Regions from separate parts of the Homo sapiens genome. Here region 2 is linked to region 1. Evidence: read pairs that join two places in POLR2A ChIA-PET (ENCODE). Cell type or tissue: IMR-90. All regions are shown on one strand. Links, peaks and the distances in the headings refer to the core of each region. The heading gives the core; the rest is flanking DNA. Region 1 overlaps SMAD5 (SMAD family member 5). Region 2 overlaps TGFBI (transforming growth factor beta induced).

Region 1 (2,920 bases), core at 160-2,659:
CATTGTTAACTCCTTTGTTCTCATACACCCCATGATCTCCTTCATCAGGAAGCTTACTGTCTTTCATATGTCTGCTGCTCACCACCCCACTGCTATCACCCTGGTTGTAAGCCATCGTCATCTTCTCCCCTCCCTTAGATTACTGCATCTCTGAACTGGTCTCGCTGCTTTTATCATTGCTGTCCACCCCTCCTCCTGCTTATTCTCAACATACCAGCCAGGATTTATTTATTTATTTTGAGACGGAGTCTTGTGCTGTCACCCAGGCTGGAGTGCAGTGGCATGATCTTGGCTCACTGCTACCTTGACCTCTTGGGCTCAAGTGATCCTCCCACCTCAGCCTCCTAAGTAGATGGGATCACAGGCATGTGCCACTGCACCTGGCTAATTTTTTAATTAAAAACAATTTTTTTTTGTAGAGATGGAGTTTTAAAAACTATGTTGCCCAGGCTAGGCTTGAACCGCTGAGCTCAAGTGATTCTCCTGCCTTGGCCTTCCAAAGTACTGGGATTACAGGCATGAGCCACCACGCCTGGCCCAGGATAACTCTTTTTTTTTTTTTTTTTGAGATGAAGTCTAGCTTTGTTGGCCAGGCTAGAGTGCAGTGGTATGATCTTGGCTCACTGCAACCTCTGCCTCCCGGGCTCAAGCAATTCTCCTTCCTCAGCCTCCCAAGTAGCTGGAATTACAGGCACATGCCACCACACCCAGCTAATTTTTGTATTTTTCGTAGAGACGGGGTTTCACCATGTTCGCCAGGCTGGTCTTGAACTCCTGACCTCAGGTAATTTGCCCACCTCGGCCCAGGATAATTCTTTAATAGTGTAAGTCGAGAACTATCATGTCTGTGCTCAGAGCTCTCCACTGAGTTCACAGTTTCCTTAGAGTACTGTAAAAGCTAAAGCCTTTATATCCAGCATGGCCATTCTGGCTCTCTGGTATCTCTTTGACCCCACTCCTTACCTTTTCCCCCTCGTACACTGTGTTCTCAGGCTATACTGGTCTTCTAGCCAGTATATGCTCTTCATGCCAGAAGCATGCCAGACATGCTCCTACCTTAGGATCTTTGCATTGCCTGTTGCCTTTACCTGTAATGGTTTTCCCCTAGATATATGCCTGTTGGCTCACTCTTTTATTTCCTTAACATTTTAACTCAGTTGGCACCTTCTTGGTGAGACCCAGCCCAGCCACCCTGTTTAAAATTACACCTCTCTTCCAGGACTTCTTGTCCACCTTCCCCTGTTTTAATTTTTCTCTATAGCACTTTTCACCTAACAAACATATCATTTACTATATCTCGTTGGCCTCCTTCTGCTGGAATATAAGCTAAATGAAGACAAGTGTTTTGGTTCCTTTTATTCACTTCTATATTCCCAGCTCCTAAAATGCTATCTTAATAAATATTCTTTTGGATGAATGACTTGAATGAATTTGACAAGTTATTGTAATGTATGTGGTACTGTTTTTTAAAGATTATATTCTAGTGCGAGAGACAGAAATAAAGTAAATGAACAAATTATTATGAATCAGTTAATACAGTGAAGAAAATGAACATAGTATTGGATTAGAGATTAGGGAAACTCTATATAGGATTATGGGGTGATCAGGGAAGGTATCTGGGATGAGAGCTAAAGCTGAGACTTAAATAACGATAGAGCTAAAAATTAGTGGCCAGGGATTAAGAAAAGTGGTATAAGCAGAAAATGGCATTTGTAATATCTGAGGTTCAAAAGACATTCCAGTATAGGAAGATAAATGCTTTTGAAGAATGAGTTCTTACTAATATTTATTGGGAGCAGGAATAATGCTTCTGGAGTTTGATTTCATTGTTTTGAGGAGCAACAGCTCATTTGTAGTAACAGGACACACTGTGAAAAGTGCTAGATACCTGGATTACATGCCCTTTCTCTGTCTCTCTGTGTTCCTCTAGTAACTTGAGTTTATCTCATTGTACTTACATATAGGGGTATAGTTTGGTGTCTGTCGTGCTACGTTATTCTGTGAAGGGAGATTCTGTCCCGTTTGCATTTTTGCTATTCCCACTCTTCACTCATATAGTACCTTTGTATGGGACTTAGAAAAAGGCCTTCTCATTTATTCCTTCACCCTTGGCTAGTGCTGATAAACCCCTGCATGTCCTACAATGTCTGCTAGTTAGTAGGTGCTCAATAAGTGTTTAATGATTCATGGCTGTTATAGCTGCTGAGTCAGTTAATGCACATATACTTAAAGAAGTAGGTGTACCTTATGATAATCATTTCTGTATTTCTGTTGATTAACCTAGAGTACTATAGTTATGGAAGTATTTGTACCTAGTTTCTGATTTGATTTTTCTTAGTTTCAACCTCCAAATTTGTATAACCCCAAGTATATTAGAGAGAATTGTTTTGAAGCAGGAATGACTCATGATAATGTAAATCCTCTCTTTAGTAAGGGTTCATAATATGGCTGAGGTATAGCTGCACTTTAATTTTGAAACCTGTTTTTCCTCTGACTCTTCAAGAAATATGTTTATTTTAAAAAATATAGAATTAGATGAAGCAGAAAGTGAAAAGTACACCTAACCCCACCACCAGAGCTAATATCACAAACCCTTTCTTTCATTAAACAAATATTTATTGAGCATATGTATCACTAGGCTTACAGTGATGAGTGAAAACAGATACAGCTCTTCTCGTGGAATTTACATTCTTGTGGGGACAGATTTGAAAGGTAAATGTAAAAACATAGGTGTGGTAAGTGCTACAAAGTAGGAGTATGTGATGCGGTAAGCATATAAGAGGGGGACTTCTAGCCAGGACGGTTTGGGAAGACTTCCCCGAAGAAGGGATGCTTGAGCTGAAAGAGAGGTGAGGTGTGTGTGTGTTTTGTAATGTGATAGATTCATTTGTAATTCATGATATACCGTAATTTTATAAGG
Region 2 (2,920 bases), core at 90-2,589, 100 kb before region 1:
CCTTCTCTGGAGCCAAGATGAGCTGGCAGAGCACTCCTGTTTCTCTAGTAGCAAGTGTTCCTTTGCCCAGGGGCAAAAATATTAATACTCCTTCAGCACTGCATTAATGCTTAAAGATTTAACTTTTAAAGAGATCAGCTGGTGCATGGTCGAGCTTTTCCATCAGCTGGCAGGGCTTTTTCAGTAGGTGTCCTTCTGGGCAGGGCACTGGGGACAGCTGACGTGAAGGTGAAGAAGAGCTGTCGTTTTCCTCCCTTATATCCCACAACCTTGGTCCCAAGAGGAAAAAAAAGAAGATGGTGAGAAGTCATCCAAGCAGACCCCAGACCCATACTAGTGCCTCCTTTCCTGTTTCATATCCCTGTGCAGCCAGCTGGGATCTCTTGAATAATCTGCTCTGGGGGCACTGAGATTGGACATACACCAAACAGCGGAGATCGACCAAACGCCTCTGTTGGGCAGTGTTTCCTGAGGGTTCTGTCCCATTCTGTAAACTAGGAGGCTGACTAGCTGACAAGGAATTTTATTCTGTTGGGTATTTACATGAACCTATGTGCCACCTGGGGTAAGACCCTGTGGTAGGTAGAAACATGACTTCCCAAAAATGTCCACATCCTAATCTCTAATTCTGTAAATATATTCCCTTACTGGAAAAAGAGACTTTGCAGGTGTGATTAAATTAAGGATCATAAGAGGGAGAGATTATCCAGGATTATTTGATGAGTCTAATATAATCATCAGGGTACTTAAAAGAGGGAGGCAGGCTGTGCCTGGTGGTTCACGCCTTTAATCCCAGCACTTTGGGAGACTGAGGCGAGCGGGTCACGAGGACAGGAGTTGGAGACCAGCCTGACCAACATGGTGAAACTCCCCCTCTAGTAAAAAAAAAAATACAAAAATTAGCCAGGCATGGTGGTACACACCTGTAATCCCAGCTACTCAGGAGGCTGAGGCGGGAGAATTGCTTGAACCCAGGAGGCAGAGGTTGTGGTGAGCTGAGATCGCACCACTGCCCTCCAGCCTGGGCAACAGAGCAAGACTCCATCTCAAAAAAAAAAAAAGAGGGAGGCAGTGGGATCAGAGTCAGAGAAGGCAACGTGATGATGAAAGCTGACATTTGAGTGATGCAACCACAAGCCAAGGAATGCAGGCAGCTTCTCAAAGCTGGAAAGGACGAGCAATGGATTCTTCCCTACAGCCTCTGTGAGGAATGCAGCCTTTGATTTTAACCCCATAAGGCCGATTTCTGACTCTAGCCTCTGGAATTGTAAGATAATTTGCATGATCTCAAGCCACTAAATTTGTGGTAATTTGTCACAGAAAGCAATGGGAAGCCAACACAGGCCTTATTTGTTGACTTATAGATGCATTTTTCTTTATTTCAATGTACTTTTATCAATGGTCTCATGTAGGGTATTGCTTTCAATGAAGATATTAACATAGTTTCAACTTTAAGGTTTATATCTGGAGTTTCTTTAGAAGCTTCACAACTGACCACTTAGTAAACAGTAAGCATCTGTTAAGTGCTTCTCATATGTAAGTTCATTCAATTCTCACAATCACACTATAAGATAAATATGATTATTAGCCCATTTACAGATGAGGAGACAGGCTCAAAAGACTTTTATGCAACCTGGTCAAAGTCATTCACTGGTAAGCTGAGGAGGTCTGTCCACTTCCTTTTGCTGCCCCCAGGGGGTATCAAGCCTGGCAGTTAGTGTCAGCGACTTAGGAGGTGAACAAGTGAGCAGGCCTGTAGGACCTGGCTAAACTGCCCCAGGTCTCTGTCTACAGCCTCAAACCTGTGGCTGTGGGTCCCAGAGACAAGGCCTCCTCAGCATCAGAGAAGGATGCCTTTGTCTCAGGGTCATCAACCTTCTCCAGGTTGCTCACCCCCTGCTGTAAAGGGGATCCCCAAGACCGCTCATCAGACAAGGAGCTTGGGAACTGAGGAGACACAGTCAGCCTCCAGGAGTGCCCAAAATGCCCTCACATGCTGCATACAGATTGCCACAAATAAAGTACATCCACATTCTGAAGACTCTGTCCTCATCACCAACCAGGCTGGCCCCTGGTGAGGGCTGTAGTGGTTGAGGCCTTTGTTGGTAGACAGTAGGTTAAAGCAAGCCATGATTTTCTATTGGGAGGCTTCAGAATCAGCTCAGCTGTGTTTCCAAGACCAGGAGGGCAGAAAGCAAACCATCCCAGGCAAGCAGTCCATGGGCCATGTCAGATGTCTAGACGTTATGGGTCTGTGTTTGCTCTGCCATTCCTCTCGGAAACTATGATGCCCTGTATGGTTTACCTTCAGTCACAGGTGACTGGCCTACAGGGCCATTCCTTGTTCCAACGACTTCTCGAGTATAATTAATCCCCAGGCATTTACGGCCAGAGCAGCCGGCCAAATCCGTGAAGTGCAGTGGTTGTTTTAAATTATATTAACTTCTTGGAAACTTATTTTAGGGAGAGAAAACTCAGTACTTCTCTCTATCCAATCTTGAGTAAAAATGTTAGAAGGGACTGGTGGAGAGCCTCCCAGACATCCCTACACATAGACTTTGGGTTGACATTATCTCTTTGCACCTTCCTTGAAACTTTCTTCTAAATTAGGTGCCTTCCCTAATTTAGGCACCTTCCCAGTACTAGTCTGTGACCTGTTAGGAACCAGGCCACACAGCAGGAGTTGAGTGGCAGGGAGTGAGCATTATTGCCTGAGCTCCGCCTCCTGTCAGATCAGCAGTGGCATTAGATTCTCATAGCAGTCCGAATACTATTGTGAACTGTGCGTGTAAGGGATCTAGCTTGTGCATTCCTTATGAGAATCTAATGCCCGATGGTCTGAGATGGAAGAGTTTCATACCAAAACCACCCCTTCCCCCTGCCACCATCTGGGGAAATATTGTCTACCACGAAACTGATC

The links. Peaks named below come from ENCODE experiments on the same cell type or tissue, not always from the same donor. Only the 100,000 strongest peaks of a DNase experiment are listed, where the experiment ranks them.
Region 2: POLR2A ChIA-PET joins it to region 1 with 6 read pairs; 7 of 35 experiments call an interaction of 5 or more read pairs at or near these places.

Annotation. Positions count from the first base shown.
Region 1 is chr5:136,139,475-136,142,394 of GRCh38, forward strand. All of the region lies in intron 1 of SMAD5 (SMAD family member 5), which reads left to right. Among named protein-coding and RNA genes, the nearest start is that of SMAD5-AS1, 6.0 kb to the left of the region's middle. In IMR-90, for the core only: no CTCF peak of the experiment used is centred there; no DNase peak of the experiment used is centred there.
Region 2 is chr5:136,037,673-136,040,592 of GRCh38, forward strand. The region is part of intron 2 of TGFBI (transforming growth factor beta induced); the gene reads left to right. Among named protein-coding and RNA genes, the nearest start is that of TGFBI, 10 kb to the left of the region's middle. In IMR-90, for the core only: no CTCF peak of the experiment used is centred there; a DNase peak (open chromatin) is centred at 1,149; H3K27ac peaks cover 543 bases.